Linked DNA regions of Homo sapiens: region 1 is linked to region 2. Evidence: chromatin loops called from intact Hi-C (ENCODE). Cell type or tissue: chondrocyte. All regions are shown on one strand. Each heading gives the region's core, and the rest is flanking DNA. Links, peaks and the distances in the headings are about the cores only.

What was found. Peaks named below come from ENCODE experiments on the same cell type or tissue, not always from the same donor. Only the 100,000 strongest peaks of a DNase experiment are listed, where the experiment ranks them.
Region 1: it touches region 2 in a loop (6-fold over the local background); 70 of 110 quality-filtered maps call a loop at or near these places.

The regions. Positions count from the first base shown.
Region 1 is chr11:112,111,640-112,117,027 of GRCh38, forward strand. No RefSeq gene overlaps it. Among named protein-coding and RNA genes, the nearest start is that of SDHD, 27 kb to the left of the region's middle. In chondrocyte, for the core only: CTCF peaks have their summits at 1,993 (motif pointing right) and 2,199; no DNase peak of the experiment used is centred there.
Region 2 is chr11:112,172,020-112,177,407 of GRCh38, forward strand. TEX12 (testis expressed 12) reads left to right here. Exons shown (of 5, transcript NM_031275.4): 5 at 1-537. BCO2 (beta-carotene oxygenase 2) reads left to right here and starts at 3,493. Exons shown (of 12, transcript NM_031938.7): 1 at 3,493-3,670. The coding sequence starts at 3,583. In chondrocyte, for the core only: a CTCF peak has its summit at 3,209 (motif pointing left); no DNase peak of the experiment used is centred there.

The DNA.
Region 1 (5,388 bases), core at 105-5,104, 60 kb before region 2:
GTTTTGTTTTTTTTTTTTTCAGACGGAGTTTTGCTCTGTCGCCCAGGCTGGAGCGCAGTGGCATGATCTCGGCTCACTGCAACCTCCGCCTCCCAGTTTCAAGCAATTTTCCTGCCTCAGCCTCCCAAGTAGCTGGGATTACAGGCGCGTGCCATCATGCCTGGCTAATTTTTGTATCTTTAGTAGAGACGGGGTTTCACCACGTTGACCAGGCTGGTCTCGAACTCCTGACCTCAGGTGATCCACCCGCCTCAGCCTCCCAAAGTGCTGGGATTACAGGCGTGAGCCACCGTGCCCGACCTACCTTTAGTCTTCTTGATCAAGAGTATTTCTCCATCTGTTTTAGGGTTCTTTTTTTTTTCTAAATAGTTTTATCATTTTTCTGAGTGACTCTTTTATTACTAAATTAGGTTATTCCCAATATGACCTTTCTATTAGAAATGGGATTTAAAAGATTATGCTTTCTAACTTATATCACTTATATATTGAAGTAAAATTATTTTTTATGGATGTATGTAATGTTTTGCAATTTTGCAGAATTTACTTATTTGCTGATAAATCTTTAGTTTCAAAAATTTTTATTATATACAAGCCAGGTATGGTAGCTCATGCTTGTAATCCTAGCACTTTAAGAGGCTGAAACACAAGGATTACTTGAGCCTAGGAGTTTGAGACCAGCCTGGACAAGATAGTGAGACACCATCTCTACAAATTTTTTTTTTTTTAAATTAGCTGGGCATGTGGTCCTAGCTACTCAATAGGCTAAGGCAGGAGGATTACTTGAGGCTGGAGTTTGAGGTTATAGTGAGCTATAATCACACCACTGCACTTCAGCCTGGGCAACAGAGTAAGAACTTGTCAAACAAAACAAAACTTTTGTTATATACAAATGGCCAATAAGCACATGAAACGATATTCAAAATCACTAATCATTAGGTAAATACAAATCAAGACTACAAACAAGATAGCACTTCACACCCATTAGGATGGATATATTTAAAAAATTAAAAAACAGAAAATAACGTGTTGGTAAGGATGTGAAGCAACTGGAACCCTTGTGCAATGTTGGTGGGAATGTGAAATACTGTGAGCTCTGTGGAAAACAGTATGATGATTCCTCAAAAAGTTAACAATAAAATCACCATATGATGCAGTAATTTAACTTATGGGTATATGCCCCAAATAACAGATAACAGAATCTCAAAGAGATATTTGTACACCCATGTTCATAGCAGCATTATTTACAATAGCTAAAACATAGAAGCTACCCAAGCATCCATTGATAGATAAACGGATAAGCAAAATGTGGTCTATACGTACAATGGGATATTATTCTGCCTTAAAAAGGATGGTTGTAATCCCAGCACTTTGGGAGGCCGAGGCAGGCGGATCACGAGGTCAAGAGATCAAGGCCATCCTGGCCAACATGGCGAAACCCCGTCTCTACTAAAAATACAAAAATTAGCTGGGCATGGTGGCAGGTGCCTGTAAACCAGCTGCTTGGGAATCTGAGGCAGGAGAATCGCTTGAACCTGGAAGGCGGAGGTTGCAGTAAGCCGAGATCGCGCCATTGCACTCCAGCCTGGGCAAGACTCTGTCTAAAAAAATATAAATAAATAAATAAATAAATAAATAAATAAATAAATAAATATTTAAAATAAATAATTAAATATATGATATATATGTTTGCATATATAATGTAAATTATATATTAGTGGTGTGATCATAGCTCGCTATAACCTCAAACTCCATACTCTCTCTCTCTCTATATATATATATGTATATATGTAATATTTTGCAATTTTGCAGAATTTACTTATTTGCTGATAAATCTTTAGTTTTAAAATATATATATATATATATATATATATATATAGAGAGAGAGAGAGAGAGAGAGAGAGAGAGAGAGAGAGAGACCTAGACCACAAGAGCAGATTTTGATAAACTAGTCCTGAAGTATCTCTTTCTTTCCACTAGGGGGAGCAGATTTCCTGCTTCTCATCCAGTCTCTCCTTCACCGGAGGTTGCACCCTTTTCCCCCAACTCCAAAAAAAGAAAAATCACGCTTCTATAGCTGAGATTTTTTTCTTTTCCTTTTTTCTTTCTTTCAATCACATGAATTTCAAAAAACTATTGGAAGAACTGTCTAATTCTCACTTGTGTGTAAAAAAAAAAAAAGAAAAAGGAAAAAAAAATTTTACAAATCAAAAAACTGTTGGGCAGAAAGTTTGGGGAAACTAACCAGAATTCAAGTGTAACCCTGGTGTGATTTAGAGTTAGGGGAGAGAACAAGGAAAATCTTACTAGGGCTCCATTTTTAAAAAATCACAATTCCTCATGTAGTAGATTAGCTGAGACTAACAGAAAACCAGGAAATAGAAGCAAAAGGGAGATGCAGCTTCAGCAGAGCCGAAGTACACCAAGTGAAAAATGGCTAGAAACTGGGAATGAGGCTGGGACACATGCACATGACCTGCCCTCCAGATAGAGACTTTATTTGTTTTGACTGATTGATTGACACAGGTTCTTGCTCTGTCACCTGGGCTGGAGTGCAGTGGCACAATCATGGCTCACTGTAACCTTGAACTCCTGGGCGCCCGTGATCCTCTTGGCTCAGCCTCCCAAGTAGCTAGGGCTACAGGTGCACACCACCACGCTGGGCTAATTTCTGTATTTTTTGTAGAGGTAGATCTTGCTATGTTGCCAAGGCTGCAGGTACAGATTTTAAAGGAGGATTCAACCATCCAGCTATCAGACAGAAAGCAGAACCAAAGGAAATCCTCACTCACTCTGCTTGGTAACAAACACTGAATCTGAATAGCTATCACCCTGTTCAAAATTGAGCACGGAGAAAAAAAAATCAGCATGGGACCTATTAAAAAAACAAAACAAAACTATAAAACAAGTGAAAGAAAAAAGTATAATAGAGGTTCAGAAGTTTTGCATAGGTCCAAATGATTTTTTGCGGAAGCCAGGAAAAAGTTCTAGGAAATTGTTGGGTATCTTAAGTGGAAGTGAGTGAGTCATGAGCTCTGTAACAGAAGAAGATGAAGGTAGGCTAAGATGGAAGATAAACTAGGTGTGATGAAAGAGGAAAAAGAAAAGGAAGGGTTGAAAGGAAATGAAAAACACAGGATAAGGAGTAAAAAAGCAAAATTAATTCTGTCAAATTAAAATTAGCAAAGGAAGACAAATGTAAATAAATTTCTCAGGCCAGGCACGGTGGCTCATGCCTGTAATTCCCGCATTTTGGAAGGCCGAGGCAGGCGGATCACCCGAGGTCAGGAGTTCAAGACCAGCCTGGCCAACATGGTGAAACCCCCGTCTCTAATAAAAATACAAAAAATTAGCTGGGTGTGGTAGTGGGCACATGTAATCCCAGCTACTTGGGAGGCTGGGTCAGGAGAATCGCTTGAATCCAGGAGGTGGAGTTTGCAGTGAGTGGAGATCGCACCATTGCACTCCACCCTGGGCAACAGAGTGAAACTCCGTCTCAAAATAAATAAATAAATAAAAATAATAAATAAATAAATTTCTCAGATGCAGAGGATAAAGACAAAGACCAAAAAAAATGCTCACGAAAAGACAAAGATGCATATTCAAAAACATTCATCAACATTGTTACTTCTGATAGAAAAGAAAATCGAATCAAGCTAAATGTGTAACTAGAGGACCAATTAAATAAATTGTAGGATATTCATACATATAAGGTAGGTTTCCTTTTGGCTGCAAGCAGAAGAATACACACCCACTATCTCCCATTAAAAGAGTACTACCACAGAATCGCTCATAGAAAAAGATGTCTGGGTAGGCAGGTCCAGTTTTGATGCAGCGGTTAAGGATGTCATCTCAGACTAAAGTTCTTTCTGCCTCTCTGTTCTCATCCTCAGCATGTTGGCCTGTCACTTTTAGGCTCGTCAATTTGTGGTCACAGTACAGCTGGAATGGCTTCAAGTACCACATTCTCCTTTGATTGATTCAAAGGCAGGAAGCAGGGTTGCAGGTAGGGCAGTAAAAGCCTTGGTCGTCAGAACATCTTTTTCATCATTCCCTGCAGACTTCTTTTTAGAGTTCATTGATCAGAGCTGGCACATTTGGCCACCTCTTGCTGTAAAGGCTTAGGGAAACGAGTGTCTGCTGTTCTCAGTCTCTGCATTAACAAGGGAGAAAGGGGCTGGGGATGGCCTCTGGGTGGTCAAAAATATAACATGAGTACTCCATTGCTATTCAAAATGATATACATCAATCTTTGACTGCATCTCTGATTATTTCCTTAAGATAGAGTCTTGAATAGGAATTTCTAGGTAAATCATCATGAGCCTTTAAAAAGTCCTGGTTATGTCATGCAGTTGATTTCCAGAAAGCCAACAGAAATAGATATGTGTCAACATGTATATCTCCTGATGCCCGCACCAGTACTGAGTGAAAAACTTTGCTGAATGTTCCTGTTTGTCTGAACTTAAAAGGAGCACATGCATAGAACAAAGAGCCAGCATTTGTTAAATAGCAAAGATAAGCTCATCGAAACTAAGATAAAATAGGCCAGGCACGGTGGCTCACACCTGTAATCCCAGCACTTTGGGAGGCCGAGGTGGGTGGATCACTTGAGGCCAGGAGTTCGAGACCAGCCTGGCCAACACGGTGAAACCCTGTCTCTACTAAAAATACAAAAACTATCAAGGCGTGATGGTGCACATCTGCAGTCCTAGCTACTCATAAGGCTGAGGCAGGAGAAACACTTGAACCCAGGAGGTGGAGGTTGCAGTGAGCCGAGATTTGTGCCACTGCAATCCAGCCTAACCAATAGAGTGAGACTCTGTCTCAAAACAAAAAAAGGAAAAAAAGCCTAAGATAAAGCAAGAATGTTTCCTGTCCTCCCTCATTTCTGTTTAACAGAGATACTAACCATAGAATCATTGGATTCTTAAAAAAATGAGGAACAAATATAGGGAAAAAATAACAATACAGCAGGATTTTTGGATGACATGATCATAATTAGACCATGCAAGTAAAAAAAAAACACCTAAAAATCTATAAGGGAAATAAGGGGGGAGTGGAGAAATAGAAGAAATGAGATAAGCAAAATGTCGATAATTGTTGAAGCTGGATGATGAGTATTTGTGCAAGTTTTAAACTTTTTATAATAAAAGTTGTTTTTCCAATCTTATTGTGTTAAAATATAAATAACATAAAATTTACCATCTTAGCCATTTTCAAGTGTACAATGCAATGGTATTAAATACATTCATAATGCCATATGACCATTACCACCATCCAGCTCCAGGACTCTTTTCACCTTGCAAAACTGAAATGCTGTACCCATTAAACTCCCCATTTCCTCCTCCTTCTGGTCTCTGGCAACCACCATTCTACTTTATGTTTTTATCC
Region 2 (5,388 bases), core at 210-5,209:
TCTCGAATAGAGAAGGGGAAACTCCTTGAATTTCTAGGTTTAAAAAGGAACTTTTAAATTCCTTAATGTTAATATTAATGTTCATGTTAATGTCCTAAGCTGGCCATTAACATGAACTACGTCACTTTTCTTTTGAGGGTCAAATATTTAGTGCATTTTATAGAAGTGTAAATTATTTAAATCTTATGTGGATTCTTTTATTTTTTCCTTAAACTTCTTAGTGTTTCTGAAACTTCTAAAAAAGGATTCAGTTAATTTATAATGTTTAATAATATTATACTTTTAGAATATTTTGTTTAAATATCAGATAGTTTTGGAGATAATTTTGAAATTTTTTTTATGGTCAGGATTATAAAAGAAGATTAAAACCTTAGAGGTGATTTTTCCAGTTTCTTAGAATATAATGACATAACTGTGTGCTATTTCCATTTGATTATTTTCACTATTAGTTATTATGTATGACTAATAAAAGCTCTCGGCTTAAAATTATTTTCTTGTGGTAAAAGTAGTAAAATAAAAACCAGAAATTACTCACCAGAACCTTGTATGAGTTGGCTTTTTTACACATCAACCACATCAACATGTGCAGTTAATGAATTATATTTAGAAACATTAGCAGCAGTGTGGTATGGGATAAAGATTAGTGATCCAGAAGTAAATAGATTGGCTTAAACAACAAGATGACTTTGGGAGGTCACTTCAATCGTATTATAATTGAGAAATTGAATTTGGACTGGAGGATCTATACTACTCATCTAGCTAAAAAAATTATCCCTTTAATGTGAAGTACTGCTATGATTTTACTGAAAACTTTCTATGTTATATATTACTATATGGGATAGCTATATTAACCAGATTTTTAAACAAAATAGCACCCATTTTTCAATCATATAGGCAGTTCAGTTTATTACATGTATATTTTTCCAATATAAGCAGTCAGAAAATTGCAAATAGTACTACAGGGAATTGTTATTCCTAAGGGAGACTGCACATTTGCCTTGCTGCCTTCTAAACTCTAAAATAAAATCTCATTTTATCACATTACTATTTTAAGGCATAAACACCACATGATGTAAATACTCATATAAGAAAAGATGACAAAAGTGAAATAAAATAATACTTGCTAAAGAAAATTGGTTAAGTGGAAAAAATTATTGGGTTGATAGAGGTGGTGGCACAGAATAGGTTGGAGGTCAACAAAGTAATTATTAGAAATGAATTTTTTTCTTTTTTGCCACTTGCAGTGGCTCCCATTTCTAATCCTAGCTACTTGAGAGACTGAAGTGGGAGGATGGCTTGAGCCCAGGAATCCGAAGCTGCCGTGAGCTATGATTGCATCACTGCACTCTAGCCTGGGTGACAGAGTGACACTCTCTCTAAAAAAAGAAGGAAAGGAAATTTTTTCAATTTTTTCTTTCTTTCCTTTGCTTTTTTTTTTTGAGACAGAATCTTGCTCTGTTACCTAGGCTGAAGTGCAGTGGTGCGATCTTGGCTCACTACAACCTTTGCCTCTTGGGTTCAAGTGATTCTCCTGCCTCGGCCTCCTGAGTAGCTGGGATTACAGGCGCCTGCCACCACACCCGGCTAATTTTTGTATTTTTAGTAGAGACGGGGTTTTGCCATGTTGGCCAGGCTGGTCTCGAACTCCTGACCTCAGGTGACCCACCCACCTCAGCCTCCCAAAATGCTGAGATTACAGGCATGAGCCACTCGCCCGGCCAAAAGGAAATTTTTTAAAACTAAATACAACAAGAAGATTTGTGAGTTAATACGACATGTCATCTGGATTTCGACCTACCATCATTAAGAAATGTTCTTTTTCTAAGCATTTATTACTAATATGAAAAATAAGGCCAACAGATTGTTTGAGACTAGATTTCATAATATACTTGTTATATCCTGATGGTATCACCATTGTTTAACATCTAGTTCTTCCCTTTGCAGGTTCAGTAAATTGATTTGATCATTTCATTTGATATGATTAAGACTGGAGAACTGATTTTAAGTCACAATGTGTTTACTGTTCAGCACTGTTCAGAATTGTTATACCTTGTAGTATAAAGGTGCCTGAAAGCCTAATCATGAAGGCTTATTTATTTATTTTTTTATTGATCATTCTTGGGTGTCGAAGGCTTATTTTTTAAATCAAATTTGGATGGCTTTGGTACCATCCACGTAGACAAGAGTAATTATCTTGGCCAGGCATGGTGGCTCACACCTGTAATCCCAGCAGTTTGAAAGGCTGAGGCAGGCAGATCACTTGAGGTCAAGAGTTCGAGACCAGCCTGGCCAACGTGGCAAAACCCTGTCTCTAATAAAAATTAAAAAAAGTAGCTGGGTATGGTGGCGTACACCTGTAGTCCCAGCTACTCAGGAGGCTGAGATAGGAGAATCACTTGAACCCGGGACACAGAGGTTGCAGTGAACCGAGATTGTGCCACTCTACTCCAGCCTGGGTGACAGAGTGAGACTCTGTCTCAGAAAATAATAATAATTATTATTATCTCACAACTGGAGAAATGCTATTGCAGGAATACTATTGCCCTTTAATTTACACTTCTAATGTTACTCTTTACTATTTCAATAAAATATCACAAATTTATAAGTTATTTTTCATTGATTACTAATCAAAATATATACCGAACTATCTTCGTACTCTGCTATATGTATTAAGACACTCCCTTCTGACAATTTTAACCACTTCTTTCTTGAAATACAATTTTGCTAGGAAAACATGATATGTTAATGTTAAAAGCAACTCTGTGGCAGTGCTGTGGGAGTTACTAGAAGACCTTTTGGTAAGGGAGTCAGAGAGGTAGATTTTAAATTGGATTTTTGAAAAGGAAAGGGGATATTTCAGGCAGGGGAAAAGTTTCTTCAGTGGCACAGAAGAACAAACGTATCATGGTATGTTAGTCACTTTGCTGGGATGATAATTCATGAAGGGGAATAGTGTATGGTCTAAACTGGAGAGCAGGGACAATCTTGTTTCTTGGTATTCTTACTTTGTAGCACAGTATTTGCTACATTGGTGCTAAAAATGTTAATAAAGTCATATACATTTTAAGGGCATACTTTCACTCATGCTAGATTGTCAGAAAATGTTCTGTAAAATTAATGAATAGAAAAGAAAAGGAAGGATGAAGTGATTTAAAGGCAGAGAAAAAGGATGAAAGGTAAATTGTTGCCAGATTGTAGCGTCCTCTAGTGGCAGTCTAAATTCGGACTTTATTCTGTGTCGGAATCTTCCAGAAGAGGAGTGGCATAAAAAAATTGATGCTGTGCATCAGGATAAACGGACTTAACTGTAGTGTGAGAACAGGTTTGAAAAAGAAAAGTTTAGGGCGGGGGAGACCACTATTGGTGGTCTAATTTTAATATTTCAAACAGCTGCGTATTATAGCTAGGGTGTTTGGACGGTTGTCATGGAAATAAGCCCCGCCCCTTAAGCTGCGTCCTCTCTTTGACCTGTCAGTGAGGGAGGGACAGTCCAGGCAGTTCTGTGCGTGTTCACTGTTTAGTAGTACTCAAAACTGCCAGTGTGAGAGGATTTGGAAATCACTGGATCTGCTCAATACAAAAATGTTTTTTCGAGTCTTTCTCCATTTTATCAGGAGTCATTCTGCCACTGCAGTGGATTTCCTTCCTGTGATGGTGCACCGGCTCCCAGGTAGAGGGTTTGCCCCTTTCTCTTCCTCATCCTCCTCTTCTTGCCAGTCTGCGCTTAGAATTCTGTGCCTCTTTCCTGAAGGTTGCTGGGAGCTTCTGAAGCTTTGTGTCCTGTGTGGCTCAGATGAGATAGCAATTCCGCAGAGTCCTGGAAGTTAAAGAAGGCTGAGTTAGGATTGTTTCCTCATGGTCAGGGAAACAGCCTTCACATTTGTATATTTTATGCAATATTTAAGGCAGGATTCAGGGACTTGGTATTCTTTGGGATTTGCAATAAGAAGAATATTCAATATTTAGGCTTTTCTAAATTGAAAAATCACTGCCACACGTTCTAATGTAATTGTTTGGTTTCTCTATTTGCATTTTGCGGGGACTGCCTTAAAACTCATTTATGTTTTATAGCCTTCTATTATAGTTACCATTGTTACATGATTTTATGTATAGAAATTGGCTGATCTAGAGCTTTCAGAAATCATACTAATATGCACTATAAATTTTAAAATTACTTAATGTAGTAATTTAATGTTTGCAGTATGCAAGGGAATGTATTACGTACTGGAAGGAGAGAGGAGACAAACACCAGACCCTGTACTCAAGGAGTACTGGTAGTATCATTTATCATACAAGACAGATAAGATAAGGTCCATATGAGAGCTATAAACAGATGCTGTGAGTTCAGACTAAGGAGAATCAGTTCTTGCTGTAGGTAAGGGGAATGCTGTGTTTATAAAGCAAATGACATGGCAACTGGATCTTGAAGGATGAGTTAGGTGAGTAAATTTCATCTGAAGGAGTTGGGAAATATCCTAGATGAAGAAAATTGATTGGCGGGGGGGGGGGAATTAAACATTCTATTTTGACATGTTGAAAGTCACCTGCAAGAAGTAATTGATGAAATTAAGAGACTAGATGAGATTGCCAAGGGAGAGTGCTGAGATTAAAGATCCAAGGTAGGACCTTAGGAACATTCATGAAGTGGTAAGGGGGATAAGGAGCCCATAAAGGGAATTAACATTTGGAAAGCATCCACTATCTTTATATTTGATTATGACAACAGACATAAACAGGAAGTATTAACCTCCTTTTATTTCCATTTTATCATGGAAAAACCTGAGGCTCAGAGACATTAAGTAACTTGCCCAAGGTTGTCAGCTAATAAGTAATAAAACTAGCAGAATGCAGAGAGTAGTTATAGGGCAGCAGGAAAGTTAGAATAGGACAATGTCTCAGAAGCTACGAATAGAAAGGAGTTTAAGAAAGTGTTAATGTCAAATTCTATGGAAACTTTGAAGAGCATGTAGCAGATTACCAGTAGCATGCAATAGAGTATACAACATATAGACATGTAAATATTTTCTACAATGTAAAATGCTTTAAATTTGTGTATCTCTACTTAGACAAATGCCCAATCAGGCCATTCAATTTACTTAAAAAAGTAAGATGAGTAAAATTACATACCTGACCTTAGGGAATTTATTTTAATCTGAGAATAAGATAAATGGTGCATAATGTTAATAAAAGTAGAGTAACATAAATACCTGAGAGTTTCCTTCTCTATCTTTTCAAAGCATCCTCTTTGTACTTCTGATACTGTAGTTCCCAGATTTTAGTATGCTTAAGAATACCTGCTTGTCCTTCCCCAGAGATTCTGATTTATTAGGACCAGAATGGAGTCCAGGAAACTGCATTTTAGCAGTAACACCAGGTATTTCTGTTGCA